Linked DNA regions of Homo sapiens: all the other regions are linked to region 1. A link is a contact called in ENCODE Hi-C or POLR2A ChIA-PET data. All regions are on one chromosome and are shown on one strand. Each heading gives the region's core, a stretch centred on a gene start or an enhancer-like site at or near the end of the contact. The rest is flanking DNA. Distances are from core to core; before and after follow the strand shown.

Region 1 (5,066 bases), core at 2,567-5,066:
CAGTTTTAACAATTGCAGCCTTACCATGTGTCCTAGTGCCTTATAGAGAAGGCCTCTCCTTTCCAGGAGCGTCTCTATTTATAGAACACCTGCTCTGGGCAAGGCACAGGTGTTTTGGCATGCCCTCCAGTGGAGAAACTGAGGCTTGGAGGGTTCAGATCACCTCCCATCCCCACCCTGCACATTCCTAGCCCTTTGCAGAATTTGTCCCACCCCCTGGTCCCCTGTTCACCCCTTGTAGCAACCCCTGTTTGAAGCTCCTGGGCTGGGCTCTGCTGGCCTAGGTGGGTCCTCCTCACCCTTCACTGAGCCTCCCTGAAGCAGAGGGGAAACTGAGGCACTGAGGGGACATGTGACTTCCCTGAGAGGCAGAGCTGGGACTGGAACCCAGGTGTGTTTCAGGAAGGAGCTGTGGGCTTTGAGGGAGGAGGCCTGGGTCCCCACAGTCCCCCCCTCAAGCCTCAGTGTCCTTATATGCAAACCAGCAGTCACAGTGGTGACCTTTTCTGTGCATCCTCCCTCAATGAAGCAGTGAGCACTGAAGACCAGGAACAGGGCCTGGTGCGGGCGGGGTCCACCTGCTGCTGCTCTCTGTGCTTGCGACTCATGGCAACACAGTTAATTGAATGCTCTGGCCTCTTGCGTGCTGTGCCCGGGGGCTGGTCTCCCACTGGGCTCAGGTCCAGTTCCTGATCTGGGTCTCCGGGTCCCATCCTGCGAGGGGACAGGCCCAGCTCCGGGTGACGGGGGCTGTAGTGGAGGCAGTACTAGGTGCCAGAACTGCAGGCTCCTTGGCGGGGGCTGACACAGCGAGGGATCTTTTCTGTAGCGCAGTGGCCACATGATAAGGCAGTAACAGCTGATTATCTCAGCCCTCACAGAGACCCTGTTATCCGCCCCATTTTTCAGAAGGGGAGACTGAGGCCTAGGGAAGCAAAACCTCTTGCTCATAGTTTGTCAGCGGCAGAGGTCTGATTGGAACATGACTGAAACCCCAGCCCAGATCCTCAGACATGAGACGGTGCACTCAGCCTTAATGGCTAGCAGGCAACAGCACTTCCACTGTGTAGGAAGCAATGTCCTAGGCCAAGAAGGGGAGAGGGAGAGGGGCAGGTAGGCTTCGTGGAGGAGGTGTCTGAACCGGGTAGAAGGGTTCCTACGTGGAGCAAGACGGGGAGGGGCACTGCTGGCAGTGGGCATCGCAGGGCACAGGTGGCAGGGCAGGGACGTGCTAGAAGTGGGCTTGGAGCCCGGGTGCACCCCTGGACCGCGTGTGGGTGCAGGGGGATTGCCCTGCCGGCGCTGACCTCGCCCCGTCGCCGTCCCCGCAGCCCTCTTCGCCCGACCTGGACCGCATCGCGGCGAGCATGCGCGCGCTGGTGCTGCGAGAGGCCGAGGACACCCAGGTCTTCGGGGACCTGCCACGGCCGCGGCTTAACACCAGCGACTTCCAGAAGCTGAAGCGGAAATATTGAAGTCCAGGGAGGGAGCGCCCCGGGCCGCGTCCGCCCCGTCCCACACTACGCCCCCGCCCCACTCCCGGGGCCTGCTAATCTGAGGCCGATCCGGGACCGGCCTCCTTGCGTCTCCCATTCCCAAGATTGTCCCGCCTCTGCCAATCCCCGCCGTCCTTCCAGCCCACGACCTGCCGCGCCGAGGAGCGGCATCTGTCCCGTTTCCCGATTGGGTCTGTCGTCTCTCTCCGCCTAGCGACAGATTCCTTCTATTAAGGGATTGGCTCGCTGAGTTCTAAGCTCTAAATGGGTCAACTCCTTTGTTTTCCGCCTAGCGACAAGGGATTTGCTCGCACGGCATTGGCTCCATCCCCTAGTCGCTGGACAGCTCTTTTTTTGATTGGCTCAAATCCTGTAAAGGGCTTGACCAGTCTCTACATAGTCACCGTCCGCTTTTCCTGAGTTCTCCCTCCCAATTGGCTCCAGCTTCCTGGGGGCGTGGCCAAGCCCTCCTCTTCCCAGAATTGGCCCGGGGCCTTCAATTTACGTTCTTTACACTACGGGGACTGGGGTCGTCTTTGCCCACGTCCCGACAACTTGTTCCCTGACCCCCTCAGGGATGGCCCCAAACTGTCCCTGCCTCTGGCACCCCCTTTCATTGGTTCCATCCATCCCCACAACAGCCTGCCAATCGAAGCCCGTCCCTGCATCCAGGATGGTACCAGCTCCCGCCCCTCGCCCCCCACCTCCACAGGTGCCTTAAAGGGCCCTCGTCCACCCAAGGTGGGGGGCAGGGGCCCTCACTCTCCGGCCCTGGTGTGGGGGAGAGAGTGAGGGGTTGGGGGATCGGCAGTTGGGAGGGGCGCTCTGAGATTAAAGAGTTTTACCTCTGAGATAAATGTGAAGTGTGTTGTGAGTGTTCATTCAACATTTTCTGAAACCGAATGGCAGCGTCTGATTATCAGTGAATAGCTGGGGGTTGGAATTACTGTGCCCATTTTATTTACTTTTTTGAGACAGGGTCCCACTCTCGCCCAGGTTCAAGCGATTCTCCTGCCTCAACCTCCCGAGTAGCTGGGATTACGCGCCACTGCCGCCCGGGTAATTTTTGTATTTTCAGTAGAAACAGGGTTTCATCATGTTGGTCAGGATGGTCTTGAACTCCTGACCTCAAATGATCCACCCGCCTTGGCCTCCCAAAGTGCTGGGATTACAGGCGTGAGCCACGGCGCCTGGCTTTGTGCCCATTTTATAGATATGAAGACACAGGTTCATGGGGTGGAGGAGAGCATCCCAGTCTTATGTGACCATGGAACCCAATCTTGAGGAGGTGAGTGTTGGAGACAGAGCCCACATATTCACCAGCAAAGCCAGGAACTCCAGCCGGGAGTCTTCTATTATAAAAGGACTGGAGCAACTGGGCTTGGTGCCTCACGCCTATAAGCCCAACACGCTGGGAGGCCAAGGCGGGAGGATCACATGACACCAGGAGGTCGAGATCAGCCTGGGCAGCACAGTGAGACCCCTTCTCCAAAGGGAAAAAAAAATGGCTGGAGGTTAGAAAGCAGGTGGAACCTCGTCCGAAATTAGGACTAGGTAAACGTAGTCCCACCAGACCACTACCGAAAGAATGCTAACACTAAATAAGACTTAAACGGATCTGAGCACTTTGGGAGGCCGAGGTGGGCGGATCACGAGATCAGGAGATCGAGACCGTCCTGGCTAACACGGTGAAACCCCGTCTCTACTCAAAATACAAAAAATTAGCTGGGCGTGGTGGCGGGCGCCTGTAGTCCCAGCTACTCGGGAGGCTGAGACAGGAGAATGGCGTCAACCCGGGAGGCGGAGCTTGCAGGTGAGCCGAGATCGCGCCACTGCACTCCAGCCTGGGCGACAGAGTGAGACTCCGTCTCAAAAAAAAAAAAAAAAAAAGACTTAAACAGGGCTCACTACCACCCATTTTTTAAAGCTTTTGTCACGTGTTAGCTCCTTTAATCGTCATGGTAACCCCACGAAGCGGAAACGATTATCCTTTTTATAGATGAGGAAACTAGAACATCGAGGGTGAAGCCAAAGAAGGACTTAGGGGCGCTGTCGGGGGCGGAGGTTTCCTCGACTGACAATGACCATCAGATGGGAAAAAAATCTTCCTCCCTGGGATGAAAATTAGAAGTCAAGGTGGAAAGAGGCAAATCTGCTAACGGAGGATCCAGTCCCCGCTACCGGCCTGAGCCTCGCGTTGCAGCAAGAGAGATGAAGGTCAGGGCTGCCGAGAGACCCTGGGGGCCGGGAGTCGGGGAAGGGGCGTGGCTGCTGTGGGAGGAGGCCAGGCCCCGCCCCCCACCCACGAGGGGACGAGTCATTTCCGTCCGCCGAGGAACCGACCGCCGCCGGCCGGGTTGCAGGCGGGGCACCTCGGGCAGGACCTCCCTGGTCGGAAGTGGCCGTGAGCCCAAGCCGCGGTCCCGGGTGAGTACGGGGCGGGGCGGAGGCATGTGCGAGGCTCTCTGCCTGTACGCTGGAAAGTGGGGATTGCAACTCGGGGAGGGATGGAGCACGCGTCGTCGCCTGGGAAACGGGTCGACCCGCGGAAGGCGAGCGGGTGGGACTTCCGGAGCAGTTAATGGTGGGGAAACTTTCTAGTGGATGTGGGAGGAGGCGGGACTTCCTGCAGCAAATTGGGGCTGTGCGCCGCTCAAGCCCGTTTACCTGCTCCCCAGGCCGGCACCCAGGATGGGCGAGGTGGAGGCCCCGGGCCGCTTGTGGCTCGAGAGCCCCCCTGGGGGAGCGCCCCCCATCTTCCTGCCCTCGGACGGGCAAGCCCTGGTCCTGGGCAGGGGACCCCTGACCCAGGTTACGGACCGGAAGTGCTCCAGAACTCAAGGTGAGCGGGGCCTGAGCTGGAGGGGGTGTGGCCTGCTGCAAAAGCGGGAACAATCCAGAGGGACGCTTGGCTGCTACGCGGGATTGCAGTGGTGCAGCCAGCCCCGAAGTCGGAAGGTGCTCTCTAGGGAGTACAGGAAGATAAAGTTTGTGCTTGATTTAGAATTAGCTAGATCCTTTGGGGGAGAGGGGATCGAGCCGATTTAGGGAGGATGTTCACTGCGCGGATGATGCTCAGGCCATCGGGAAATCCAGAAACAGGCGACGACCTTCGTCAAGAGAAAAATGATCCTGTGGAGAAAAGTAAATGTCGCTAGGTTGGGATGGATGGTAACAGGCCAAGCCCCGGACCTATATCTAGCCACATTTTTTGTCAAGGAGGAAACCAATTCTGTAGAGAAAAGTACCTCCCTGTCCCTTGCAAGGACCAGTGTCAGGCAATCCTAGTGCCACTATCTGGCTACTGCATGTCAAGGAGCCAATCCCATGTAGAAATAAACTGCCTCTTACTCCCTGGATGCTATAGCCTGAAGCAGGCCACACTCCCCAGAAATGAGGGACCCAATCACACAAGGATGCAAATCCTGACTCCACCCCTCCAATCCTCAGTGGAGCTGGTCGCAGATCCTGAGACCCGGACAGTGGCAGTGAAACAGGTATCAGTGCCTCTGCAAGGGCCAGCAAGGCCTGGGGATGGGATTTGGGGAGGAATTGCAAGCCGTCAGTGAA
Region 2 (5,066 bases), core at 649-3,148, 4.9 Mb after region 1:
AGGAAGGGACATCTGAAATCTGTAGGACTAATACACATCAACTAGCTAAAGAGGGGAGAGACCTGTGCATAGACTATGAGGAAAGAGACTGAGAGGCAATAAAAGAGGTTTAGAAATAAAATAGGTTCAGAGCAGCGGATCCCCTTTAGCGCAGTTGTTCTCACGCAGGGATGGCTTTGCCCCCCTGCTCTTGGAACATTTGGCAATGTCTGGAGACATATATGGTTGTCACAACTGGGGAGGGGCGTGGATCCTACTGACATCTAGTGCGTAGAGGCCACGGATGCTGCTAAACATCCTAAAATGCACAGGGCAGCCCCCCAAACAAAGCATTATCCAATTCAAAATGTTGATAGTGCCGAGCTCGAGAAATCCTAGTCTAGTCTGAAGAAAAGTGTCGGATCGTGCAAGACTGTGATTTATTAAAGAATTTGTACTTTGTCCTAAAGGCAAAGGGGTAACTCTTGATTGTTTTTAAGCAGAGTTGGTACAAGAGAAGATCAGAGTGCCATCTGGAAGCTCAGGGCAATGAGAACAACCTGGGCCCTGGTCTCTCAAGCCACCATCAACCCAATAATCAACAGAAACCCAGAGGGGAAACGACCTCCTTTCAGCAAGACTGGGAAACCCTTGAAGACAGGAACTGAGCCTTCATTCCAGCACTAACTCAACAAACATTTCCTAAGCTGTCCCTGAAGCCAGGCCCTGGCTGAGAATGCTGAAAAGATTCAGAGCAGATACAGTGGGCTCTATCACACAAATTTCATCCATGTGTCCTACCCAAGTGATACCACTTGCTCTTTCTCTGGGCTCCCCCAGTCCCTGACACAGACTTTTGTCACCAACCTAATCATTCAGGATTACAACTGTTTACATGTCAGTCTCCTCTCTTCGTCCCCTGACAGCAGGGATATGGCTGGCCCTCCTGTCCAACCTCTGCATTTAACACGGGAGAGATAAAGGCCTAAAGAGGGAAAGGAACTTGCCCAAGGTCACACAGAGAGTCAGCTTCATTCTCCCCTCTCAACCCGCACTCCTTTCCCCTGAGCTGCCTCCCACATGTCAGTGACATCCCAGTGGGTGGGTCGACAGCACCTTCATGTCTCTCCATCTATTCCCCAAATGCCTGAACGGTAGCTGCCTGAAATGGTATGCTCTGCAGTGTGTTAAGACAGCAGTGGGGCAGAAGTCATCCGCACCAGGACTAATTAACCCATAGAACTATTTTACATTAAAACCACAACCATACCAGTCCCTGTGTCAGCAGTGTCTTGTAACTTCTACATAAAGTTACAAACCTAACCAGGATGACCTTCTAGAAGCGCCTTAGTCTCACTGTTCCTTGAATTCCCGTCTGTAAAATGGGTCTGTCGGCCGTGCCCTGCTAATACTGACTTCCCCACAGCTAGAAAACTCCCAATTAATCACTGCGCACACCTCAAACACTACAACGAGACCTGAACGCCAGACCACTCTAGGAACGGCCTCAGAGCATGGAATCGCGGAGTTGAGAACCCAGCGCGCCAAGGTACAAGCCTGCGCCCCTCCGAGCCACTGTCTCCCCGGATCGAGCAATGAGCCTGGTGGCCGCCCGGCTCGAGCGTGCAGGGGAACCGACCCGCAACAGGGCCCTGTTCCCGGCACCGTCCGGCCTCCCGGGCGGTCCGGCCCTGCCTGGGCCGGGTATTCAAGGTCCCTCTGGCCAAGGAGCCCCCAGTGCACGGGATTCCGTGACAAGAGGTAGGACACGCCCCGTGGGAGGCCCCCCGGCTGGGGAAGAACCCCCTCAGTCCCCTCTCGGCCTCCGTACCTGACCGGAGCTGCCTCCCCCGGCCGCCACCACGGCGCTGCGGGCCCCGTCCGCCTCCTGCGCCGCCGCCATCTTCCCGCTCCGGGTCCCCGCCCCCGCCGCCAGCCCCGCCCCGTCCCCGACTTCGCAGCGCAATCGCGCGAGATTTCACGCTTTCCTAGCCCCGCCGGGCCACCCTATCCGGCAAGAGTGCCGCAGCCACGCCTCTCAGGAAGGCCACTTCCGGCTATGGAAGGACCAACCTGGCCACCGTACTCGTCTTTCTCCCAGCCCGTTTGTTTCCACCTAATAAAAACACTGTATGCTCCGAACTCCAGGACTTTCTCGGCCAGCATGTGCCTCCCGCAAGTTCTGTCCCTTCCGTCCCTTCACATTAACCCGCCTTTTCGGTTATATGAGCCTTTCGGGACATCCTGTCCGCTTCTCCCTGCCGATTCTTCGCGTCCTTTTCGTTCCATGTTTCTTGAGCTTTACCGGCCACTGTACGGCTTCGAACCACGCCCCTCTTTCGTCAGAGGAACCTTTCTGGCCACCGTATTCTGATTCGAAGAACTAGCCTTTTGCCCAGCACCCTTGTCTTCTGACCCCTCTTCCTAAGACAACTCTTTCGTTCAAGTCTCCTGAGCTCATATCCTTTCTGTGTTTTTAGAGTTCCAATTCCAGGGGTCTTACGGCCAACAAACCTCCGATGAGACCCTATGATACACCCCCAAGCCTTCGGACTGCCCTGCCTAGCACGCATGCGCGTTCCCTCAGTGGTCCAAACCTCGCATCCGTGGGCTAGGCTTCACGGGCTCTGAGAATTCCACAATTTTTCATTAGCTGTGTGTCTTCGTACAGCTCTAAACCCGGCCATCTGCTGAGAGACCCTTAGTTTGGAGAGGGTGTTACGGAGGCCCAGAGAGGACAAGACTCTCAGAGGCTGTTAACTGTTCACCCGTGAAATTGGGTGGATGTCTGGCCAGGGTTCTAACCCTTGTGGTGCTACTGACTGGATAAGATATCCTGGACAAGTGACGTCTCTCTCTCTCTTTTTTTTTCTTTTTTAGACGGAGCCTCACTCTCCCCCAGGCTGGAGTGCAATGGCGCGATCTCGGCTCACTGCAACCTCGGCTCACTGCATCCTCGGCCTCCCGAGTAGCTGGGATTACAGGAGCACGCCACCACTCCTGGCTAATTTTTTTTTTTTTTTTGAGACGGAGTCTCGCTCTGTCACCCAGGCTGGAGTGCAGTGGCGCGATCTCGGCTCACTGCAACCTCTGCCTCCCGGATTCAAGCAATTCTCCTGCGTCAGCCTCCCATTTTTTTTTTTTTTTTGTAAGTAGAGACGGAGTTTCACCGTGTTGGCCAGGCTGGTGACAAGTGACATCTATGTTTGAGCCTCAGTTTCTCCCCTTTTATAAACCAGGGATATAATCGTACTCGTTCTTCGTCTTCCCGTTTTGCCCCGCTGTGTTATTGGGAAGACGTAGTTAGATGGCGAATGGAAAACATCAGGCCCTGGGCCTCATGCTTAAGTGGTCAATATTTGGAGCGCTGTGATTATGAACCTTATATATTACCTGGAAAAAGAGTAAGCTTTGCATTGGGATATTCTGAATATATAATTATCATTTTATTATCGGTTTCCTCCACTTTCCTCTAGGTCTCAGCCCTGTAACAGTAGCTCTCGCTCTAGGAAACTCTCTCTGAGCCCTTTTCCTATCCTCCCTTGCCCCCTCAGCTCCTCCACCCCATCCCTGCTCACTTTGTGTCATCACTGTCAGGGATGGGTGTGTCTCCCCAACTGGGCAGGCTGACCTGGGACTGTTGTGGTCACTGCTGTATCTCCAGCACTGCCCTGGGGATGATTGCCCTGGGGATGAGGCTCTCTAGGTGCAGAAGGTGAGTGACTTACCTCTCTGAGGGCTAACACAGGACAAGAAGGAACCTTAGAAAACTTCGCTCCTCAGCCAGGCGCGGTGGCTCACGCCTGTAATCCCAGCACTTTGGGAGGCCGAGGCAGGCGGATCACCTGAGGTCGGGAGTTCAAGACCAGCCTGGCCAACATTGTGAAACCCCGTCTCTACTAAAAATACAAAAATTAGCCGGGCATGGTGGCGGACGTCTGTAACTCCAGCTACTCGGGAGGCTGAGGCAGGAGAATTGCTTGAACCCGGGAGGCAGAGGTTGCAGTGAGCCAAGATCATGCCACTGAATTCCGGCCTGGGCAACAGAGCAAGACTCCACCTCCAAAAAAGAAGAAAGAAAAGAAAAAGAAAACTCAGTGCCTCATCCTCACTGTTACAGACAATAATGGTGTTAATAACGATTCTTTGAATGTGTAGGCCCAGTCTTTTAAGTCCAGGGATGAAGTGAATAGACTAAGACAGGGATTGAGGAGAGACTTTGTGGGGTCTGAAGCTTATGTGTTTTGTGGGCCTCTTTTTTTTTTTTTTTTTGAGATGGAGTCTTGCTCTGTCACCCAGGCTGGAGTGCAGTGGCATGATCTCAGCTCAATGCAAGCTCCGCCTCCTGGGTTCACACCATTCTCCTGTCTCAGCCTCCGGAGTAGCTGGGACTACAGGCGCCCACCACCACGCCCAGCTAATTTTTTGTATTTTTAGTAGAGACGGGGTTTCACCGTGTTAGCCAGGATGGTCTTGATCTCCTGACCTCGTGATCCGCCTGCCTCTGTCTCCCAAAGTGCTGGGAGTACAGGCATGAGCCACCGCGCCTGGCCTGGCCTCTTTTAAAAAGTACAAAATTGGCTGGGTGTGGTGGCTCACACTGTAATCCCAGCACTTTGGGAGGCAGAGGCTGGTGGATCACCTGAGGTCGGGAGTTCGAGACCAGCCTGACCAAAATGGAGAAACCCCATCTCTACTAAAAGTACAAAATTAGCTGGGCATGGTGGTACATGCCTGTAATCCCAGCTACTTGGGAGGCCAAGGCAGGAGAATCGCTTGAACCTGGGAAGCGGAGGTTGTGGTGAGCCGAGATCATGCCATCGCACTCCAGCCTGGGCAAGAAAAGGGAGACTCTGTCTTGAAAAAAAAAAAGTACAAAATGACTTGTACAAATTTAGGTAGAGGACCATGGAAAGCCCAGGCAAGTGAGGGGCTTTGAAACTTTCTCCAGCCTCACTGCAACCCCAACTGCGCTCTCAGCTATAAATACAAACTGCTGCAATCTGCTCTCCAAGTCTCATACACTGCAAGGGCCAATGTGTTGGAGCATGATGAGGTCTAAGCTTCTCATGAGAAGTGTGACCTTG
Region 3 (5,066 bases), core at 860-3,359, 4.3 Mb after region 1:
ACCACGCCCGGCCAATTTTTTTTGTTTTGTTTTGAAACAGAGCCTCGCTCTGTCACCCAGGCTGGAGTGCATTGGCACGATCTCGGCTCACTACAACCTCCGCCTCCCGAGATCAAGTGATTCTCCTGTCTCAGCCTCTGGAGTAGCTGGGATTACAGGTGTGCGCCACCACGCCCAGCGAATTTTTTGTATTTTTAGTAGAGATGGGGTTTCATCGTGTTGGCCAGGCTTGTCTCGAACTCCTGACCTCACATGATCCGCCTACCTGTGCCTCCCAAAGTGCTGGGATTACAGGCGTGAGCCACTGCGCCCGGCCTGGGGACAGAAATTTTATGTTTTTTGAGACAGGGTCTTGTTGTGTTGCCTAGGCTGGAGTGCAGTGGAGCTCATGGCTCACCACAGCTTCAACCTCCCAGGCTCAAACGATCTGTAAAATGGGAAGGGGGCTGGTCCCAAATGGATGATGGACCTTAGGTAGTCCCAAGTTTCTGCATACCTTCCGTGTGGAAGGGACCCTGGAAAAGGTTGTTTTTATGGAATCCTGGCATTCTTAGTAATTCAGAATATCAGGGTTCACACACACACCAGCACCATCAGTAAAGATGAGGAAACGCAGGTCCCTCAGTGCCAGGAGCTTGACAAAGGACACTCAGAGAGTCAGACTGGATACCAAAGAAGTCCAGAGCCCCCTGATTCTGTGTCCTGAATGTATGTTTCCTCCTACACACCACTCCTCTGTTCCTGTTTTCCTTTTTTTTTTTTTTTTTTTTTTGAGACGGAGTCTCGCTCTGTCGCCAAGACTGGAGTGCAGCGGCGTGATCTCGGCTCACTGCAACCTCTACCTCCCAGGTTCAAGCGATTCTCCTGCCTCAGCCTCCAGAGTACCTGGGATTACAGGTGCCCGCCACCATGCCCGGCTAAATTTTTTTTTTTTTTTAGTGGAGATGGGATTTCACGATGTTAGCCAGGTTGGTCTCAAACTCCTGACCTCAGGTGATCCACCCTCCTCAGCCTCCCAAAGTGCTGGGATTACAGGCGTGAGCCATGGCGGCCAGTCCTCTGTTCCTGTTTTCTTCTGTCCCTCTGCCTCCGAGAATCTCTCAATTACCCATCAGCACTCCATCATCCAGGAATTTCTCTCAACCCCTTCCTGACATTGTTTATATGATTTTACTCCCTGCTGGGTAAGAAAGGACAGTCTGGGACATGTCCTTAAATTTATTTCTGAACTAGCTCCCTGGGGAACCTACCTCCTAATGAAGGAAGTTGGGTTGCTTGAGAACGGGTATGGTTTTATTGGCCAAGATGCCAGGCTATCAACCTCTGCAGGAACCTTGTGCCACCCCCTGCCCTGCTCTGGGCCTCAGTTTCCTTGTCAGTTACTTGGGAAAGGGTTGGATTCGCTGCTTCTGGGGGTGAAATGCACCCTCAGGCTGGATTTAGCATTAATAATGCAATCATGACCTGTATAGTAAGAAGGGCTATTTACTGAGCGCTTAACTATATGAATGGCACCATTCTAACCACTTCCCATGGTCCACTGTTTTACACTCAAGATTAGCATAGAAGCCTCACAACAACCCAAAGAGGCAACTGCTATTAGGATTCCCATTTGGTAGACGGTAATACTGAAGTCCAGAGAGGTTATGCCACTCATCTAATATTACACAGCGAGGAAATGGCAGAGCTGGGATCCCAGCCAAAGTCTGTATGACCGCGCGGCTTCCTCTTAATCCCAATGAGAGCCCTAGCTTGCAGAGGAAGGTGTATTTGGGGCTCATAGGACTAATTAGGACTAATTAAGAGCCTCCTTTGGGTGGGGACGCCAACTCGGAACGTGACATCACGAAGGAGTACAGTGACGTTGGCCAAGGCGGGCGTGGGAATCCACACGCCTTCCAGCATCCGTTTAACGGCACCGCCCCCTGACCCGCCTCACTTCCGTGTATATTTGCATATTCAGCGAACGGACGTCGCTACGCCAGCGTCGACGGGGTGACGTCAGGATGCGCCTCTGAAGTTTCCCTCGAGCGTACGTACATACGTACTGACGCACGCATGGCCACGAGAGGGCGGGGGAGGAGTGAAGAGGTTGAGGCGCCCCGCCCAGTCAGCAAGGTTGCGCGTGCCCTGTGAGACCGCCAAGATGGTGGTGGGCGCGTTCCCTATGGCGAAGCTGCTATACTTGGGCATCCGGCAGGTCAGCAAGCCGCTTGCCAACCGTATTAAGGAGGCCGCCCGCCGAAGCGAGTTCTTCAAGACCTATATCTGCCTCCCGCCGGCTCAACGTGAGTCTGACCCGAATTCCCTCCAACCTTTTTCCTTTCTCCAACCCCTGTCAGGTGGTTGCTTAGGGGATGGACTTCTGTCTACGACCAATCACAGCCCGAACCGGCAAAGTCCAGTGGCCAATAGTGGGGGGTTTCTGATAGAGGGGCGTACGGGTGGCCCAGTAGTGAGGGCGGGGCGGGGCGTAAGGGGCGGGTCAAGGAGCCACCACGCGAGTAGGAAATGCCAGCCGATAAAGGAAGAGAGCGCTTGGAGACTGATGCCCTGTTAAACCAATAGTGTGAGAGATGGGAGAAATTTGGACGGGGCTTTCCAGGATAGAGGAGCTAGGGGAGGGGCTGAGGAGAAACCGGACGGGGTCCTTTGCCCGGCTGTCCTTGGGCAACTTCATTTCAAAAGCGGCACCGTGTGCCTCAGTTTCCCCACTGATCTAGGAGGTGCTTGTATATCCTCCGTTTAGGACGTCGACGTGCCTCAGTTTTACTGTAGTCAATAAGTCTGGATTAGGGGCATGGTTCGGGGGTGAAGTCTGGGTTCTGGAGACATGGCCTGGGAATCCGGAAAAGGACTTTGAGCCAGAGAGGACATTCATCTGTGTACTCATTAATGCGCTCATACGCCGTCCTTTCATTCGGTTGACAGACTATGCGGCCTTTTTGCTCAGCACTGGGAGATATACTCCTGATCCATCACTGTCAACCCAGAGTGGTCGGGAAAGTGGGAGCCCCGGAGCTCAGAGGAACTGGCTGACCCAGGGACCTGAGGCCAGCAGGGCTGCCTAGAGGGGGCCGCCCGAGCTCAGATCTAAAGGGCATAGTAAGGTCCGGCGCGGTGGCTCACACCTGTAATACCAGCACTTTGGGAGGCCGAGGCGGGCGGATCACATGAGGCCAGGAGTTCGAGACCAGCCTGGCCAACATAGTGAAACCCGGTCTGTACTAAAAATACAAAAATTAGCTGGGTGTGGTGGCGCACACCTGTAATCCCAGCTACTTGGGAGGCTGAGGCAGGGGAATCGCTTGAACCTGGTAGGTGGAGGCTGCAGTGAGCCTAGATTGTGCCATTGCACTCCAGCCTGGGCGACACAGCAAGACTGTCTCAAAAAATAATAAATAGAAATAAAGGGCTTAGTAAACACCCAAAATATAAACTACTTTAAAAAGGTGATCTTGCCGGGCGCGGTGGCTCACGCCTGTAATCCCAGCACTTTGGGAGGCCGAGGTGGGCAGATCACGAGGTCAGAAGATGGAGACCATCCTGGCTAACACGGTGAAACCCCATCTCTACTAAAAATACAAAAAAATTAGCCGGGCGTGGTGGCTGGGCGCCTGTGGTCCCAGCTACTCAGGAGGCTGAGGCAGGAGAATGGCGTGAACCCGGAAGGCGGAGCTTGCAGTGAGCCGAGATCGTAACACTGTACTCCAGCCTGGGTGACGGAGCAAGACTCCGTCTCCAAAAAAAAAAAAGGTGATCTGTGTTGTGCTACGTGGGACATAAAATAAGGGAATTTAGCATCATTGGCTGGGTCAGAGAACCACTGAAACCGCCTTTGCAAAATTATGACTGACACAGCGAAAGAGATCTAAGTTAACTTACTCCATCTTGCTTCTAACCTCCAAGCTATCCTTGTTCATTCCTGGGCAAAGGCTGAACTAACTTTGGGAGAGATTTAGTTTGTAGTTTATAGTTTAAACAAACATGGTAACAGCCCTTTCCCAAAGCAGACCTCCTTCTTGTCTGGCGACTGGATTGCCTTTGTAGGACTAACATTAGCCACAAGATTAGAAATTATGGTTTAGGAGTCATGCAGCTGGAGGGTACAAGATTCTGACCCTCCCTAAACTGCTCCTAAGATCAGTGCTTGAGATATTTCACAGACCCTGCACTTGATGGATCAGCTGGCCTTACCCAGATCAATAAACTGGCCCATCTGATCTTGTGGCCCCCCAACCCAGGAACTGACTGAGCGCAAGAAGACAGCTCCGACTCCCTGTGATTTCATCTCTGACCAATCAGCACTCCTGGCTCACTGGCTTCCCCTCACCCATCAAGTTATCCTTAAAAACTCTGCTCCACCGAGATCGCACCACTACACTCCAGCCTGGGCGACAGACCGAGACTCCGTCTCAAAACAAAAACAAAAAACAAAAAAACTCTGCTCCAGCTGGGCCCATTGGCTCGCATCTGTAATCCTAGCACTTTGGAAGGCTGAGGGGGGTGGAGCACCTGAGGTCAGGAGTTTGCAACCAGCCTGGCCAGCATGGTCAAACCCCGTCTCTACTAAAAATACAAAAGTTAGGCGGGCTTGGTGGCGGGCGCCTATAATCCCAGCTACTCGGGAGGCTGGAGCATGAGAATCGCTTGAACCCGGGGATGGAGGTTGCAGTGAGCCAAGATCGCGTCACTTCATTCCAGCCCAGGCGAAAGAGTGAAAATCCATCTCAAAAAAAAAAAATAAAATAAAATAAAAATAAAATCTCCCTGAATGCTCAGGGAGACTGATTTGAGTAATGGTAAGACTCCTGGCTGGGGCGCGGTGGCTCACGTCTGTAATTCCAGCACTTTGGGAGGCCGAGGTGGGTGGATCATGAGGTCAGGAGTTCGAGACCAGCCTGACCAACATGGTGAAAACCCGTGTCTACTGAAAATACAAAAATTAGCTGGGTGTGGTGGCGCACATCTGTAATCTCATCTACTCAGGAGGCTGAGGCAGGAGAATTGCTTGAACCTAGGAGGTAGAGGTTGCAGTGATCCGAGATTGCACCACTGCCCTCCAG
Region 4 (5,066 bases), core at 946-3,445, 4.3 Mb before region 1:
CCCAGGTGGCTGCTGACGTGGCCACACAGAGGCTCTGAGACTCCAGAAGAAGGATGCGTTAGGGCCTGGGGTAGAGGTAGTCATCTCCACTGAGATGCCCCATGCCAAGGGTGGGGGGCTGGAATCTCCCACCTTGGAAAGTCTACACCAGAGAAGTCTCTGGTCCCAGGGACAGGGTCTACAGTGGAGTCTCCCGCTTGAGACTCAGGTATCTTACATCCACACAGCCAGGAAACTATGCCTTACCCCATACAGTGACAAATCAAGAGGGGGTTTTGGAAGCATTAGCCGGGGGCACCTGCATCCGAGAGGGGTCCTCAGCCTTACGGTGGGGACACATGCAGAGGCGTGGACACCTCAAATCCAGAAAAGCAGCCATACCAATACCAAGGATGGCAAGAACCTTATCCCTGGGGGAGGTGACACCAAGAAAGGGTCCTTACCCTGGAGAGAAGGCACAGCCCCAGAGGGAAGAGCCCCCACCTCGCAGTACAGGAACCCGGGTCTAGGAAGCTTCCTACTCTCATGGGGTACCAGCAGCGGGGCCAGAAGGCGAAACCCTTGTTCTCCAACTGCTGACACCCAGCGTAAGGGTAGATGGGAAGTCAACAAACCCACAGTGTGGGATCTGATGCAAATATCAAGGGCAGTGGGCTTCTTGGTCCTTGGAGAGCTGACACCCTAAAGGAGGAGACTGGTGTGAAGATGGAAGAAGCCTCATACTCAGGCAGGGGTGAAGGGAGGGAGGGGAGACATCAAAACCCCTCACCAAAAGGACAGGAGAGCTCACCCCGGGGTGGGTGGCCGCCCTGCACTGAGAGGCAGGGACTGCTCAGAAAGAGGGGCTGGTGCTGCCCGCAGTGGGAGCTCACTAACATGGACAGCGTGGCGGCTTAGTGTCTTTCACCAGGCACCTGAGCGCCAGGGGATCCCAGCAGCCCCCAGCAACAAGACCACAGTGGTCCTGATATCACTGGGAGACGCCCACACCCAGAAGGTCGGAGAGTCACGATGCAGGGGAGTTCAAGGCTGCAAAGCCAGGGGCAGACGCCAGGATCAAAGAAGTGTGAGAGCTGAGACCAGACGTGGGCCACACTGAGGACGGTCCTGTACCCCAGGTGGGGGAAAGCCAAACTCCCCCAAAAAGGCAGGCGCCCAGTGCAGCGGGATGGCGAGGCTGGAGCCACCCAGGGCGCTACTCGCTATGAGAGGGAAGAGCTGCAGACTACAGAGGTGGAAACTTCGGCAAAGGCTCCAACTAACGGGGAGTTTCTCCTCCACTCCTCTCCCAAGAGGCTCCCATCCGATACAGACGGGCAGCTGGAACCTGAGATCCAGGGGAGGCTGCGCTCCCGGGAGCAGTGAGGAGGGATGCGGAGGGCGGCCTCGGTCCTGGGAAGGGTGACTCCCCCACCCAGCTGGGGTCCTCGTCCCGACCACCACCCCCCCTCCCCGCCACCGTCGAGGGAGAAGCCCCGGCGCGGAGGCTGCCCCACAACGCGAAGGACCGAGGCCGAGGGGGGCAGGCACCTGAGCCCCGAGAGGGCGGGCACCTGGGACCAGGGGCGCCTCCATCCTTCCAGCCAGGAGCCAATACCGACGCGGAGAGGGGCGGGCACCTCGCGCCCGGGAGGCTTCGCACCCTCACACCCCTACCGGGGGGCCCGACGCGATGCCACGCGGGGAGGCGGCGGCGGGCGGGGCCCGGGGTCCGGGTCGCGGAAGGACCCCCGGGAGGCGCTGAGGAACGTGAAAGAGGCGCAGGAACGGGAGGGCGAGAGGGAGGGAGCCGCCCCCCGCCGGGAGCCCCGCGCTGCAGAGGCGGCGGCAGGGGGCAGGCGAGGGGAGGCCATGTCGCGACAGACGGCGGTGTCGCCAGGGCGGGAGGCGGCGGGGAGGGCGGCCGATGGCGCCGGGGGGAGGAAGGGAAGGGGTCCGGCCCAGTCGAGCCTGACGCTCTCACCACAGGAGCTGGCGCCGCCGCTGAGGAGCGTATCGCGACAGGCGGGGGAGGCGAGCGCCCGCCGCCTTTTTCTCGCGCCCCGGGCCCGGGCGCTATCGCGATAGCGGCGCGAAGCGGAAGTGGGGTTGGGGGAGTGGGCCCGGGGTTGTTCTGACGACGGGGGTCGGGGCTCAAGGGAGGCCGCGGCGTCTGCCGATGGCTCCGCGGAAGCTGACCGGGCCCGGTCCAAGATGGCGGCGGCGGAGGAGGCCTCCCCTCCTCTCTTCTCGTCTCTGGCGCCGACCCGCCCCCGAGTCCCGAATATAGGCCAGTCATTGCTCCCGCTGAACGTCGCTCCTGACCCTTGGAGGCTTTCTATTGGTTCCTGGCAGGGATGCGCCCTGCCCCCTTTCGCGGATTGGGTGATCGCTCCAAGGCGCGGCGTTCGATTGGCCTCCCGCGCAGGCTGCTAGGATTGGCTCAGGTTTTCCTCCCCGCTCCTCCTCCTCCTCCCGCCTCAGGGCACAACACGCCAGCGCGAGGACCCGAACGTCAATCAAGAGACCTGTGTCGTGCTGATTGGATGTATCCGCCCCCCTCTCTTAAAACAATTGGTCTGGGGGAGGAGCTACGACAGTCCAGGGGCGGGAAGTCGTCCGTCAAGTTTAGAGCTCTTTTTAATTGGTTGCGGGGGCATATTCTGCCTTGAAGTCATTGGTTGGTCCTGGAAGTGGGTGGGGAAAGCGGAGGAAGGCATGGAGTGTGGGCGTTAGGGGCCGCGTACCTAATGGGAGACAGACAGGTGCCTTTAAAGCGGGGGCCGAGCCGAAGTCATCTGCCAATCAAAACAGCCACAGGGCCAAGTGGGAGGAGCTGGGCAAGAAAGTCCACCCCTTTTTCTTCGTTGGCCCTAAAAGTTATCATTCATGCTAGTTGGACCAATAGCGTGGCGAGTGGGCGGTAGCTGCTCGTAGAGCGTGTGAAAGAGGGTGTATGTAGCTGGCAGAAGTGGGACTTGGTCGCAACCGTTGCGTCCCGGCCAGGTAAGCAGCTTCCCTCTCAGCTGCCTCGTCTTTCTCCAAGTGCCTCTATGTTGGCACATCTCTGAAATTCATTATTTGCTGAGTGAAAGAAGAAAGGGACCAGAGACACTGCTTTAAGTCTCTGGCACCGTGCATAGCAGAATTGGTTGGGAAGCGTGAGGCATGGAGTTTTTGTCCTGCCCCTGCCTGGTTAGGCGACCAGATGGTGGGACAGTCATTCTCCTCTGCGTCTCCGCTTCCTTAGTGTGTTGAGGACGCTGCAGAAGGTACAGAGGAGACGGGTGGCTCCCTAATGCCTGCTCGTTTCAGGTCTCAGCTCTGTTGTCTTCTTGGAGAGAAAACTTCCCTGACCTCCCTCCCGGGCGGAGCGCTCCTGCGCGCCTTGTTCGTTAGGATTTATTTTTGTACGTCTACCGTCATTTTCGTAATTATTCGGTTTCCCTGTCTGGATTTTGCATCTCCAGCACTTAGCACGCAGGAAGTAGTCAGTAACCATTTGTCAAAGGAATAGATGAATGAATGTGAGGAATGACTTGTGATTGAAAACTTAACTAGACACTGAGACTTCCACGAACTGGGAGGCATTTGCCCAGGGTCACACAACCGAGATGGGAAGCCAGATTCGCCCCTTCCTGTCTAGGTGGTGGAAAGTAAGATAAATCCCAGGGAGAGGTGAACGTGAAGGAGGATGGAGCCGTTCAGCACCACCCGCATCAGAATGGTCTGAGGCAAGGGGGAGGAGGAATGCTTGCGAAAATGCATATTCGTAGGCCCACACACAGACAACGGGAATGAAGCCTAGAGTTATTGTTCTAGAGCTTTGCTATTCAAACTGTGGCCCCTGGACAAAGTATCGCTTCTCAGACATCTCCGGAATCACCTAGGAATGTGTTAAAATGCAAATTCTGCTTTTCTAACAAGTGCCGCAGTCCACGGTCCGCAGTTCACTTTGCACACCGCGGATCTAGCGATGACTTTCCAACTTGGCTGCACATCAGAGTCACCTGAGGAACTTGTTGTTATTGTTGTTGTTGTTGAGACGAAGACTTGCTCTTGTCCCCCAGGCTGGAGAGCAGTGGCACAATCTAGGCTCACTGCAGCCTCTGCCTCCCGGGGTTCAAGTGATTCTCCCGCCTCAGCCTCCCGAGTAGCTGGGATTACAGGCGCCCGCCACCACGCCCGACTAATTTTTGTATTTTTAGTAGAGACGGGGTTTCACCATGTTGGCCAGGCTGGTGTCGAACTCCTGACCTCAGGTGATCCGCTCGCCTCAGTCTCCCAAAGTGCTGGGATTACAGGCGTGAGCCACTGCGCCTGGCCTACCTGAGGAACTTTAAAAAAAAAAAATTTTTTTTAAATTAGAGGCCAGGCCGGGCCGGGAGAATCACTTGAACCCGGGAGGCAGAGGCTGCAGTGAGCCTAGATTGCGCCATTGCACCTGTAATCCCAGCACTCTCAGAGGCCGAGGTGGGCGGATCACCTGAGGTAGGGAGTTCAAAACCAGCCTGGCCAACATGGTGAAACCCCGTCTCTACTAAAAATACAAAAATTAGCTGGGCATGGTGGCATGTGCCTGTAATCCCAGCTACTCGGGAGGCTGAGGCGGGAGAATCACTTGAACCTGGGAGGCAGAGGTTGCAGTGACCCGAGATTGCGCCATTGCACTCCAGCCTGGGTGACAGAGCAAGACGCCGTCTCAAAAAATAAAAATAAAAAATAAAAAAGTCCAGATACCCAGGCTTACACTGGACCAACTAAAACGATCTTGAGGTGGGAGCCAGTGTCTCTCTCACCCAGGCTGGAGTGCAGGGGCGCCATCTCGGCTCACTGCAACCTCTGCCTCCCAGGTTCAAGCCATTCTCCCACCTCAGCCTCCCAAGTAGCTGGGATTACAGGCGTGAGCCACCGCGCCCAGCGTAAGAGCCGCTTACAGAGTCTTCTTTTCTAGAGCAGTGCTTCTGAAATGTGGCCTTGGGTCAGGCACGTACCCATCACCTGGGAACTTGTTTGAAAGGCACATTTTTGAGCCCCACCCTAGACTGAATCAGAAACTCTGGGCCCAGCAACTATGTTTTAACAAG
Region 5 (5,066 bases), core at 1,330-3,829, 4.2 Mb before region 1:
CCCGACAAAGTCCCTCCTTATTACTGAGCGATGATTCTCCCCCAGAAGACCCTGGTCCTTCTTTATCAACCCCACTAGCATGCAGGCTCCACGACAACAGGTGCTTTAGTTTGTTTTGTTCACTGGCGAGTCTCCAGCTCCGACCTGTGCAAGACGCAGCACACCCCTATGACCGCCACCTTGCTAAGACTTACTGGAACCAAGTGGTGTAGATTCCAAATGCATTTGCAAACTTTCTTATTCCTTTCTTGCCTTTAGCCTTGAAAACATACTTTGAAATTCTTTGTTTCCCTCCTTTCCCACTAGATACTGTCTTGCACTGCTGGCTTATCTATGTGCTTACTTAGAAGTTCCAGGGGCTAATCTTTATTTATTTATTTTTTAAAGATGGAGTCTGGCTCTGACACCCAGGTTGGAGTGCAGTGGCGCAGTCTTGGCTCACTTGCAACCTCCACCTCCTGGGTTCAAGCGATTCTCCTGCCTCAGCCTCCTGAGTAGCTGGGACTACAGGCACCTGCCACCATGCCCAGCTAATTTTTTTTTTTTTTTTTTGTAGAGTCAAGGTTTCACTATGTAAGCCAGGCTGGTCTTGAACTCTTGACCTCAAGTGAGCGACCCACCTTGGCCTCCCAAACTGTTGGGATTACAGGCGTAAGCCACCGCGCCTCGCCGCAGGGGCTAATCTTGAAACAAACTAGGTATGGAAACCCAGCTGCAAAACTCCAGAGATCACCTCAAGGCGATCAATCTACAACGTGGCCATTGTTGACTTGACACCAGCCCATGCTCCAGGTGGCCCGTGACTCAAGACAGCCTTCGGAGCAAGACACACATACCTTGTACCCAGCACCACTCCTGTATGCCTCCCATTCAAAGTTCCCCTTTTTAAGCCCCTCTCCCCAGCCTAAAGCTTGAAATGGTCTTCTAAAGACATTAGCTTGGCCATTTCTCATCTGCGAGCATTTGATCAGTAAAGCTGCTTTACTTTCACCACCCCCCACTTCCTCTGCCTCTGAGTAGCAGAAACTTGAGTTGGTTACATTATCGGTCTCTTCCCGCCTCCAGGTCTTTGTACAGGAGTCCCTTGTAACTAAAGTGGCCCTTTCCTTCACTTTGTTTTTTCTTTTCTTTTCTTTTTTTTGAGACCATGTCTTGCTCTGTCACCTAGGCTGCAGTGCAGTGGCGCCATCATAGCTCACGGCAGCCTCGATCACCTGGGCTCAAGCGATTCTCCCGCCTCAGCCTCCCGATAGCTGAGATGACAGGCACGCACCAGCACGCCCGGCTAATTTTTAAATTTTTCTGTAGAGACAGGGTCTCACTGTGTTGCTCAGGCTGGTCTCAAACTCCTGGGCTCAAGCGATCCTTTCGCCTGGGCCACCCAAAGTGCTGGGATTACAGGAGTGAGCCATGGCGTCTGGCTCTCCTCACTTCTTAGTAGCCCAGCATCTCCTCAGCCTTCAGCTCTCACGTTCCACCTCCCTGACCCACACGCCCCACTCTAGACTACAGGAGGTTGCTTTGTGATAACGTGTCCCGCACGCTCTGCGTGTCTACAGTAAGGCACTTCACACATTTGTGATTAATGAAGTAATTATTTGATAAAGCCTGTCTGCCAGGCATCAACCAAAGCTCTAAGAGGGTAGCGAACAATTTTTGCTCCTTCCACATCCCCAGGGCCACACCATGGTAGGCGCATATTAAGACTTTTGGGTAAACAGGCTGTAAAAGGCCGGGAGCGGTGGCTCATGCCTGTAATCCCAGCACTTTGGGAGGCCCAGGCGGGTGGATCATCTGAGGTCAGGAGTTGGAGACCAGCCTGGCCAACATAGTGAAACCCCGTCTCTACTAAAAATACAAAAAACTAGCCGGGCGTGGTGGTGCGCGCCTGTAATCCCAGCTACTCGGGAGGCTGAGGCAGGAGAATCGCTTGAATCCGGGAGGCGGAGGTTGCAGTGAACCGAGATCGCGCCACTGCACTCCAGCCTGGGCAACAAGAGCGAAACTCCGTCTCAGACAAAACAAACAAACAACTGGCCAGGCGCGGTGGATCATGCCTGTAATCACAGCACTTTGGGAGGCCGAGGCGGGCGGATCACGAGATCAGGAGTTCGAGACCAGCCTGACCAACATGGGGAAACCCCGTCTCTACTAAAAATACAAAAATTAGTCAGGGGTGGTGGCGGGCGCCTGTAATCCCAGCTACTCTGGAGGCTGAGGCAGAAGAATCGTTTGAACCCGGGAGACGGAGGTTGCAATGAGCCGAGATCGCGCCACTGCTCTCCAACCTGGGCAACAGAACGAGACTCCGTCTCAAAACAAACAAACAACAAAAAAACAAAAACCAAGCTGTAAAGACCCGCCTTTTTCCTCACACACTTCTTCTCCCAGACCCAGGAGCCCAGCCTCCCGCTCCCCGTGGTCCCCATCACACTCACCTCTCCTCTCCGCGCACCACTGTTTCTAGCGTTAGTCGCTCACCGATGACGTCTCACTCTCGCGCCGTTATAGAGGCAAAGCTACTCTCTGATTGGTCCCCGCTCGCGATGTTCCTGGCCGCATTTGAAACAACAACTTTATTAGCACCTGGCACTAGGCGGAGAGAGGCGGTAAGCCGCGAGGAGGAAAGGGACTCACGTCCCGCTGTGGACCGATCCTGCTAAGCAGAGAATCGCTGTGGCCGGACGACGGGGCGTCGAGACAAGAAGAAAGACGTTGGCAACTCAGAGGACTGGTTGCGGCGTTAGACAAGAAAGCAAGGCCTTTAAGCAGGGATTCGGGGTGGACGTGGGGGTGGGCCGAAGCGAAGCCGGAAACAGGAAACTACAACTCCCACAAGGCCTAGGGCCACGTCCCGCCGTCCTCGGCTGCTGAGCCTGATGGGACAAGTAGTTTTGCGAACGGCTTAACCTACAGATTGAAGAGGTCGGAAGCTCTGAGGCCCGGGGCTTCCGGAGGTCGCGGAGATGGAATTGGAGCAGAGAGAAGGGTATGTGGCTGAGCCCTTGTGAAAAAGTGCGAATCCCAGAAAACAGTGCAGCTGCATTGTGTGCAACCATATGAGCTTTTACGCTGAGGTCTGATGGGGGTTGTAGTTCATGCAACTGCTTTACCTTAGAACCCTTTTATGGACTGGGGTCATCCTGAGGGAGGAGAAGGTTAGGGGTTTGGACTGCTGGATCTGACAGACTAGGAGGTTGGAAGCCAGGACTCTTGCGTCTGGTTGAGGGTTGGGGCTTGGACTCCCTGGGTCCTTGGAGAGAAAAAGTCTGGAGGTCTGGACTCTTGCATCCTGGGAGGAGGGGGTCAGGGCTTGAACCCTGTGGGTGCTGCGAAGGGTGGGTTGCGGACTTGGACTTCTGGGTCTGAGGGAGGAGGGCTGGGAGCTGGATTCTACGGTCTGAGGGAGGAGGGGCTGGGGGCCTGGATTCTAGGATCTCAGGGAGGAGGGGTTGGGGTCTGGGCTCCTGGTTCAGTGGGAGAAGGGGCTGGGGGTCCAGGATCCAGGGCCCCTGAGCCTTTCCCTGCCTCTCAGGACCATGGCAGCCGTGGGCTTTGAGGAGTTCTCAGCGCCGCCAGGCTCAGAGTTGGCGTTGCCTCCCCTATTTGGTGGCCACATCCTGGAGAGCGAGCTGGAGACGGAAGTGGAGTTTGTGTCAGGTGGTCTGGGCGGCTCAGGGCTCCGGGAGCGAGATGAAGAGGAAGAGGCAGCCCGGGGTCGGCGGCGGCGCCAGCGGGAATTAAATCGCAGAAAGTACCAGGCACTAGGTCGGCGCTGCCGGGAGATCGAGCAGGTAGGTGAGTGCGGATCCCCCGGTTTTGGGGTCCCCTGGCCTAAACTACCGCCCCCCGCAATCTCTGCCTTTCCACATGCCCAGCCTTTCTTGGCTTGCTGATATATTCAGTCATTTAGCTTATATATTCAGTCATTTAGCATGCATTATGTGTCTGGCCCTGTGCCGGGCCCCTGGAAGGGCCATCTCCCGTGGAGCTTCCCTGACAACGCAGATGGGTTCTCTGATGTCTCCCGGGGGCCTCTCAATGCGTGGCACCGCTCACAGGTGAAAGCCCAAGCTCTTCACATCTCCCATACCCCTGCCAGGATTCACTCCTCTCGACTCATTCATTCCGCCTCTTGAGTGTCTCTGGACCCTTCTCCTCTCCTCCATCCCTATGGCTGCCATTGCAAACTCCAGCTGTCTGGGCTGAATGACTGCAATAGCCTCCTTGCTGAGAATAAGGATGGGCTGGGCATGGTGGCTCACGCTTGTAATCCTAGCACTGGGAGGCTGAGGCAGGCGGATCACCTGAGGTTAGGAGTTCGAGACCAGCCTGGCCAACATGGTGAAACCCCATCTCTACTAAAATACAAAAAAATTAGCCAGGTGTGGTGGTGCGCACCTGTAGTCGCAGCTACTAGGGAGGCTGAGGCATGAGAATTGCTTGAACCCGGAAGGCGGAGGTTGCAGTGAGCCAAGATCATGCTGCTGTACTCCAGCCTGGGTGACAGAGTGAGACTCCGTCTCAAAATCAATCAATCAATCAATGAGGATTAAACAGCAGGCAGGGCTCAGATCTTGGCAGGCCAGGAACACCAGGACAAGAAGTCTGGATATTTTTTTTTCCTTGAGAGTGAAGGAGCCACTGAAGGGTTTCAAATGGGGGAGGAACAGCATCAGGTCTGGATGCCTGAAACTCTGAAGACAGTTGTATTAGTCTGCTTGGACTCCCAGAACTTATCACAAATAGGGTCCCTCAAGCACAGAAATTCCTGTCTGACAGTTCTGGAGGCTAGACATCCAAGGCAAGGTGTCGACAGGGTTGTGAGAATCTTCCAGGCCTCTCCCCTGGCTTCTGGAGGTTTCTGGCAGTCATTGGCACGTACAAACATCACCCTGATCTCCGCCTTCATCTTCACATTGCTGCTCCCTGTGTGTGTGTCTGTGTCCCAATTTACCCTTTTTATAAGGACTCCAGTCATACTGGATTAGGGCCCACCCACTGGCTTCATTTGAACTTGATTACTTTTGTAACGACACTGTCTCCATATAAGGTGATCCTGAGGT
Region 6 (5,066 bases), core at 1,399-3,898, 3.2 Mb after region 1:
GTCCCCCTGAACTCCCTGTATATCTGTATAAATAACGGGATTTTCATGGCGCCGCCCCACCCGCATTATCACTGTGTGATGGTCTCAGTCAGTCTCCTCCCTGTCTCCACTCTTTCCCTCTATTTATTTCACTCTCTTGTTTGGTTCTACCCTGCACCCTCGGTCCCCTTCCAGGTTCCTGTTTATAAGCCCCAACCCCTCTGTCCCCATCTTGTATGTGAAAACTTGTCTCAATAAACCCTTTGGAGTAAGATGGGTGACGGTGCCATCTGTTGAGGGCACTGGGGACTTTGGGGGAGGAGTGACCGGCTCTGCCTGGGTTGGGTGGAGTTTGGAGAGAGGGGATATGATGGGTTGGGGTTTTGTGGTAGGGCAGCAGGGGCCGGAGACGGGCCCAGAGCTTGGGTGGGGTGTGGGTGGAGAGAAGTGGAGGCACTGGACCGAATCTCCTTGTGCCCTTTCTGTCCCTAAGTGCTCCCTCCCCAGGGGTAGAGCCCTGGGGAGCAGATACTATGATGACAGTCCAGCTGAAGCCTCAGCCCCGCCTGGGATGTGTGAGGGTGGTGGCGAGGCCAAAGGGCTGGTGCCCAGAGGACGTAAACCCCCTTCCTGTTCCCATCCCAGGCCCACAAGGAGCAGGGAGGGAAAAGGCTGCACCTGCCAGTGGAGGATGATGGCTTTGGGGCGCAGGCTCCTCCATGCTGGGAGGAGGTGCCGCAGGTGCCCGAGCCCTCGTGGCTCATGTCCTGATGCGTCCCTCCTTTCCCTTCTCAGTGGTCCACGTCTACTGTACTGAGTGCTTTACATGGCATTTCACTGGGTCCACAGCCTTAAAAAGAGGGAGCAGGTGTCCACATGCTCCAGATGAGACGGAGGGGACCGCTGCTCCTGTCTCGAGGAGGCTTCCACCACCTACCAGCCAGGCGTCCTCGGTAATCCTAGCACCTCTGCCACAGGGCACTAATGCCCAGTTCCTGGGTTGTAAAGGGCTGTGCCCCAGTCCCCCAGCAGGCCCCAGTGAACATACGAGAAAGGATGGAGGCCGCTGTCTGGACACTCAGGACATGGCAGCGTTTTGCTGGGACAGTCATCTGCCCTTCAGGAAAAAGGGTGCAGGTGGGCAGGAGGCCCTTAGATGACGCCAAGGGGAGCCTTCGTGGGCTCCACGTGGTGTGCTCCCTGCCCATCCCTCTGGGCTCAATGCAGTTCCCCAGGTGGTGGTTTGGGTTTTCACTCCAGCCTCAGACTTCCTTCCTCAGCCCCAGCCCCCGGATGTGGTGACAGAATCGATACTGTACCGACCTCAGCTACCCCCAACGGCCGTACACCAGGAAGAGGGGCTCTTCTGGCAGCCCCCATCCTCAGCCAGCCCTGCCATTTCCAGTCCTGCCAGCATCCCAGCCAGACAGGTGGCCCTTCTCTTAGAGCTCAAACCTAGGCCTTGACTTGTCAATCAAAGGGGTGGGTGGGGCAGCTTCCCTCAAGCAACTTCACTCTGGGATCTTGGGCAAGACGTTTTGCTTCTCTGAGGCTTCAGCTTATTCTGTGTAAACTAAATGGTAGCCACTATTTGATTATTAGCTGGGGAGGAGAGATCAAGCCTGACCCCTGTAGCGGCTGGAGTTTTACAGCAGGGCCCACCCAGCACCCAGTAGGTCCTCACAGATACTTGCTGGGTGACTGAATGGGTGTGCCCACCCATCAAAGCCTGAGTGCTGGAGGTGGCCACCCCTTTCCGCGTATTATCAGAGACAACCACCTCTTACTGAACTGCTGCGTTTCCAGGCACCAGTATACCATGGCATCGGCTCCCACCATCCCATGTGGGGTCAGTCCTATTACAGTCCCAACAGATGGAGGGACTGAGGCTCACAGAGAAGCCACTCACCCAAAGTCACATGGAGAGAAAGACACGCACACGTACTCCACATCCCCAGGAGACACACTCTGCATCTATGAAGTGGTATGGGTGTGCTGTCCTCCCTCGGGGCAGCCCCACACTATCCTAAGGCGGGGTTGGGGTGGGCGGGGGGATGGACCCTCCCCACCCATCCAGTTAGCGCCATGCACCTTGCCCACCATCGCTGGAGACAGACCTAAGGCGAGCCCCTTCCTACCCATCTGGAGGCCTCGGTCTTTCCATGTGTTAAATGGGCTGGGGCCGGGGGACGCTCTGCAGCACCCCCTTCCCTGGGCTGGGACGCGGCGGGGAGGGCAGGGGTGACGCTCGGAGAACAGAGAGGCCGAACCCAGAGAGCGGGCCGGGACCTGATACCGATTTCCCACCCGTCCCCTGCCATGGGCGCCGGACGCCTGCCGGAGAGGGCTCCCCTCCTTAAAGGGCCAGTGGCCTCCAAGCCCGACGCCTGCGACCGGCGGTGGGTGATAGTGTTTCCCCTCCCTGTCCAGCCGAGGGAAAAGTTAACTTTCCAGGCTTGGCTGTGTTCAGGGAAGGAACTGGTCTCGCCTGCCTGCCCTCCATCCCTCACACCATCCCTTGTCCCGGACCCTGGAGGCGGAGGTCCAGCCCCCAACTCGGAGGCCCCGGGCCCACCCTCCCCTTCCGCCCCCGGCCCCTCGGCAGGCTCCGCCCCTCTCTGACGTCGCCGAGGCCCGCGCCGATTGGTCGACTGCACTGTCGCTCCGGACACTTCCTCCTGGGCCGCCGCCGCCGCCGCCGACTTAAACTTTGGAGGGGGAAAAAGAGCTACTGGCGCCTGGCGACCCTCCCTGCCCCCCACCCAACCCCGCTCCGGCAACGCCCCCTTCCTCACGGCTCCCGACCGAACTTTTCTCCAACTTCTGCGACTCGTGAGATTCCCTTCTACCCACTCCGGCCCTCGGGACCCCTCTGCCCATCCCCTGGCCGGTCGGGTCCCTGCGAACCCCTTTATCTCTGGAATCCACTCGGTCCCCGACTCAGAGACTCCTGCCCTCCACCCCCAAGGTGAATTCCCCCGGGCCGCCTTCTGAGTGGGATCCTCTTCTTGGAGCACTGGATCCTGGGATTCCCTCTGCCCCCTTCTCAATCCCTCCTCTAGGGAAGGGGCCTTTGAATCGCGGGCTCTCCTGATCCCTGTGACCCCGACCTACTAGATTTCCTCTCAGGCTTCTTGGAATCTCAATCGCTGGGACCTCCAACCCACTACTTTTCTCCTTTCTGATCTTCTGGGAGCCCTGGATTCCGGGCCTCTGACCCACTATAGTGCCTTTCTCTCCTTCCCAGGACCCCGCCATCCTCAGGTCCCCTCCGCCTGCCAGATCTTTTCTCGGATCCCCGCTCTCCCACCACCTGCTCACGAGATCCCGCGGATCTAGAACCCAGGGTCCCCCGGGGCCCCCCGGCCGGGTCCCGGGTGGGCTCCAGGCGGCCGGTCCCCGGCCTCCCCCCATGGCCACCGCCCCCTCTTATCCCGCCGGGCTCCCTGGCTCTCCCGGGCCGGGGTCTCCTCCGCCCCCCGGCGGCCTAGAGCTGCAGTCGCCGCCACCGCTACTGCCCCAGATCCCGGCCCCGGGTTCCGGGGTCTCCTTTCACATCCAGATCGGGCTGACCCGCGAGTTCGTGCTGTTGCCCGCCGCCTCCGAGCTGGCTCATGTGAAGCAGCTGGCCTGTTCCATCGTGGACCAGAAGGTGAGGGCGCAGGCTCCCTGGATCCAGCTCGGGGAGAGGTTGAAGGAGGGGGCGCTGGCAGAGGGGTCTGGGGCCTGGTGTGCGGAAGAGGGAGGAAGGAGACCTGAGCTTTGGGTGATGGAGGGATAGGGGGCATTGCCCCCCTCCATTGCCCCTCTCCCCACCATCCCTTTGAGAGAGGACTGGGCAGGGGTGGGGTGCCCCAGAGGCCTCCCCAAATTTCATGTCCCTGCATGTCGTTGTTTTCTGCAGCAAACAGGGAGGAAGGGAGGGGCCAGCCAGGTGTAGAGAGGGGAGGAAGGGGCAGCAGATGTCGGCGGACCTCCACGTCCAGGCCCATCCCGGGCCTCCCATTTGGTGGAAACAGGAGAAATTGAACCCGGGCTGGCCATGGTGATCCGGTGACATGTGTGGGTGCAGGTGCTTGAGTTAGCTGCCAGGGGCAAGTGAGGTCTCGGAGCCCAATTCTGCCCTCCCCTAAGCCTGAGATATGTGTGGAGGGGCAGGCACTCCTACAGACCCTGGGGACTCTATTCCCTTTCCTAGTCACAGTGCTGTTAGCCTACTCTTAATTTTGGACACCAGGGTCCCCAGGGTGGGCAGCTGGGTGTTATGGCAAGAGGAAACCAGGTGGAACTCCACGTCTAAACCGTGAAATGTTAAAAGAATAGTGGGCTTCTGTGTTGGAGTACTGGACTGTAGAAATGTTAGAATATTAGAATCATAACTTGTTGGAATATGCATCCTAGGCAATTAAATTGCCCCCATGTTCGTGTTCAAATATTAGAATTCTAGGTTTGTGAAATAGTAAAACATTAAAATGCTGGAATATTAGATTCCTAGATTGTTGAATCCTAGAAAGTTAAAATGTTAGAATTTTAGAATGCTGGATGGATGAGGTCCTTGAATGCTAAAGAATTCAAAGAGCACAGTCCTAGCTTGTCAGACTCCTAGAATATTAAAATATTAGATTACCGCTTATTTAGGTTATTGAAATCCTAAAATGTATAGTGATACCAGGTAGGAATCTAGAATGTATAATTCTATAATGTGAGCATGTTGGAGTCCCAAAATATCCAAATTCCAGAATCTTTTCAGACTCCTGGAAATGAATCCTTTGGGCATCAGAGAAACGTGGGGAACTGGGCCAGCTCCCCCATTCTACAGACAAGGAAACTGAAGCTTAGAGAAAAACTTCCCAAGGGGTCAGGGCCAAGGCAGTCCTGGTCTTCTGTGGACTCTCTCTTAGCAGTGAGAACTGATAGGGTTTTGCCCACCAAATGCCTCAATCCCGCAGGCCCAGCTCACCACCCCAACTCAGCCCACTTCATGGGAAGCTGGTGGCAGTGGGGGTACGGGGGCAGATTGTCCCTTGGGTGAACTTCTTTGTCCAGTGCTCAAGTCCCCAGCCTGCCCCGCTCAGGCTTCACCCCAG

What was found. A loop is a pair of places that touch in the nucleus more often than their neighbours do. ChIA-PET counts read pairs that join two places held with the same protein, here RNA polymerase II (POLR2A). Pooled maps may share reads with other maps.
Region 2: a pooled map shows a loop between it and region 1 (11-fold over the local background). The contact joins the promoter of CLPTM1 here to the promoter of PNKP in region 1. A Hi-C loop is called at or near these places in 5 of 50 pooled maps.
Region 3: a pooled map shows a loop between it and region 1 (8-fold over the local background). The contact joins the promoter of OPA3 here to the promoter of PNKP in region 1. A Hi-C loop is called at or near these places in 1 of 168 maps with a recorded cell type or tissue (naive thymus-derived CD4-positive, alpha-beta T cell) and 8 of 50 pooled maps. POLR2A ChIA-PET finds 5 or more read pairs at or near these places in 1 of 52 experiments (activated CD8-positive, alpha-beta memory T cell).
Region 4: a loop to region 1 is called in a map of mammary epithelial cell, with 20 times the contacts of the local background. The contact joins the promoter of CNOT3 here to the promoter of PNKP in region 1. A Hi-C loop is called at or near these places in 1 of 168 maps with a recorded cell type or tissue (mammary epithelial cell), 1 of 37 single-sample maps with no recorded cell type and 10 of 50 pooled maps. POLR2A ChIA-PET finds 5 or more read pairs at or near these places in 1 of 52 experiments (HEK293).
Region 5: a loop to region 1 is called in a pooled map, with 10 times the contacts of the local background. The contact joins the promoter of TFPT here to the promoter of PNKP in region 1. A Hi-C loop is called at or near these places in 1 of 168 maps with a recorded cell type or tissue (posterior vena cava) and 8 of 50 pooled maps. POLR2A ChIA-PET finds 5 or more read pairs at or near these places in 1 of 52 experiments (HEK293).
Region 6: a loop to region 1 is called in a map of CD4-positive, alpha-beta T cell, with 7 times the contacts of the local background. The contact joins the promoter of PRKD2 here to the promoter of PNKP in region 1. A Hi-C loop is called at or near these places in 3 of 168 maps with a recorded cell type or tissue (CD4-positive, alpha-beta T cell, CD8-positive, alpha-beta T cell and naive thymus-derived CD4-positive, alpha-beta T cell) and 3 of 50 pooled maps.

Annotation. Positions count from the first base shown.
Region 1 is chr19:49,866,326-49,871,391 of GRCh38, reverse strand. It overlaps PNKP (polynucleotide kinase 3'-phosphatase), which reads left to right and starts at 3,816. Exons shown (of 17, transcript NM_007254.4): 1 at 3,816-3,923; 2 at 4,175-4,338; 3 at 4,947-4,993. The coding sequence starts at 4,188. AKT1S1 (AKT1 substrate 1) reads left to right here. Exons shown (of 5, transcript NM_001098633.4): 5 at 1,332-2,353. The coding sequence ends at 1,475. RefSeq lists enhancers at 733-1,380, 3,579-4,360, 4,361-5,066 and silencers at 1,296-1,605, 3,680-3,979, 4,050-4,419.
Region 2 is chr19:44,952,212-44,957,277 of GRCh38, reverse strand. It overlaps CLPTM1 (CLPTM1 regulator of GABA type A receptor forward trafficking), which reads right to left and starts at 1,898. Exons shown (of 14, transcript NM_001294.4): 1 at 1,811-1,898. The coding sequence starts at 1,882. RefSeq lists a silencer at 1,646-1,975.
Region 3 is chr19:45,581,845-45,586,910 of GRCh38, reverse strand. It overlaps OPA3 (outer mitochondrial membrane lipid metabolism regulator OPA3), which reads left to right and starts at 2,109. Exons shown (of 2, transcript NM_025136.4): 1 at 2,109-2,288. The coding sequence starts at 2,147. RefSeq lists enhancers at 2,050-2,229, 3,065-4,000, 4,001-4,936.
Region 4 is chr19:54,134,891-54,139,956 of GRCh38, reverse strand. CNOT3 (CCR4-NOT transcription complex subunit 3) reads right to left here and starts at 2,195. Exons shown (of 18, transcript NM_014516.4): 1 at 1,964-2,195.
Region 5 is chr19:54,113,170-54,118,235 of GRCh38, reverse strand. It overlaps TFPT (TCF3 fusion partner), which reads left to right and starts at 2,579. Exons shown (of 6, transcript NM_013342.4): 1 at 2,579-2,989; 2 at 3,536-3,794. The coding sequence starts at 2,967. It overlaps PRPF31 (pre-mRNA processing factor 31), which reads right to left and starts at 2,482. Exons shown (of 14, transcript NM_015629.4): 1 at 2,439-2,482. RefSeq lists an enhancer at 3,420-4,293.
Region 6 is chr19:46,714,696-46,719,761 of GRCh38, reverse strand. It overlaps PRKD2 (protein kinase D2), which reads left to right and starts at 2,648. Exons shown (of 18, transcript NM_016457.5): 1 at 2,648-3,631. The coding sequence starts at 3,392. It overlaps LOC107987269, which reads left to right and starts at 40. Exons shown (of 4, transcript XM_017027568.2): 1 at 40-1,116; 2 at 1,260-1,409; 3 at 1,786-1,963; 4 at 2,585-3,228. The coding sequence starts at 699. The coding sequence ends at 2,951. STRN4 (striatin 4) reads left to right here. Exons shown (of 18, transcript NM_013403.3): 18 at 1-251. RefSeq lists enhancers at 1,353-1,402, 4,914-5,066 and silencers at 2,523-2,682, 2,703-2,752.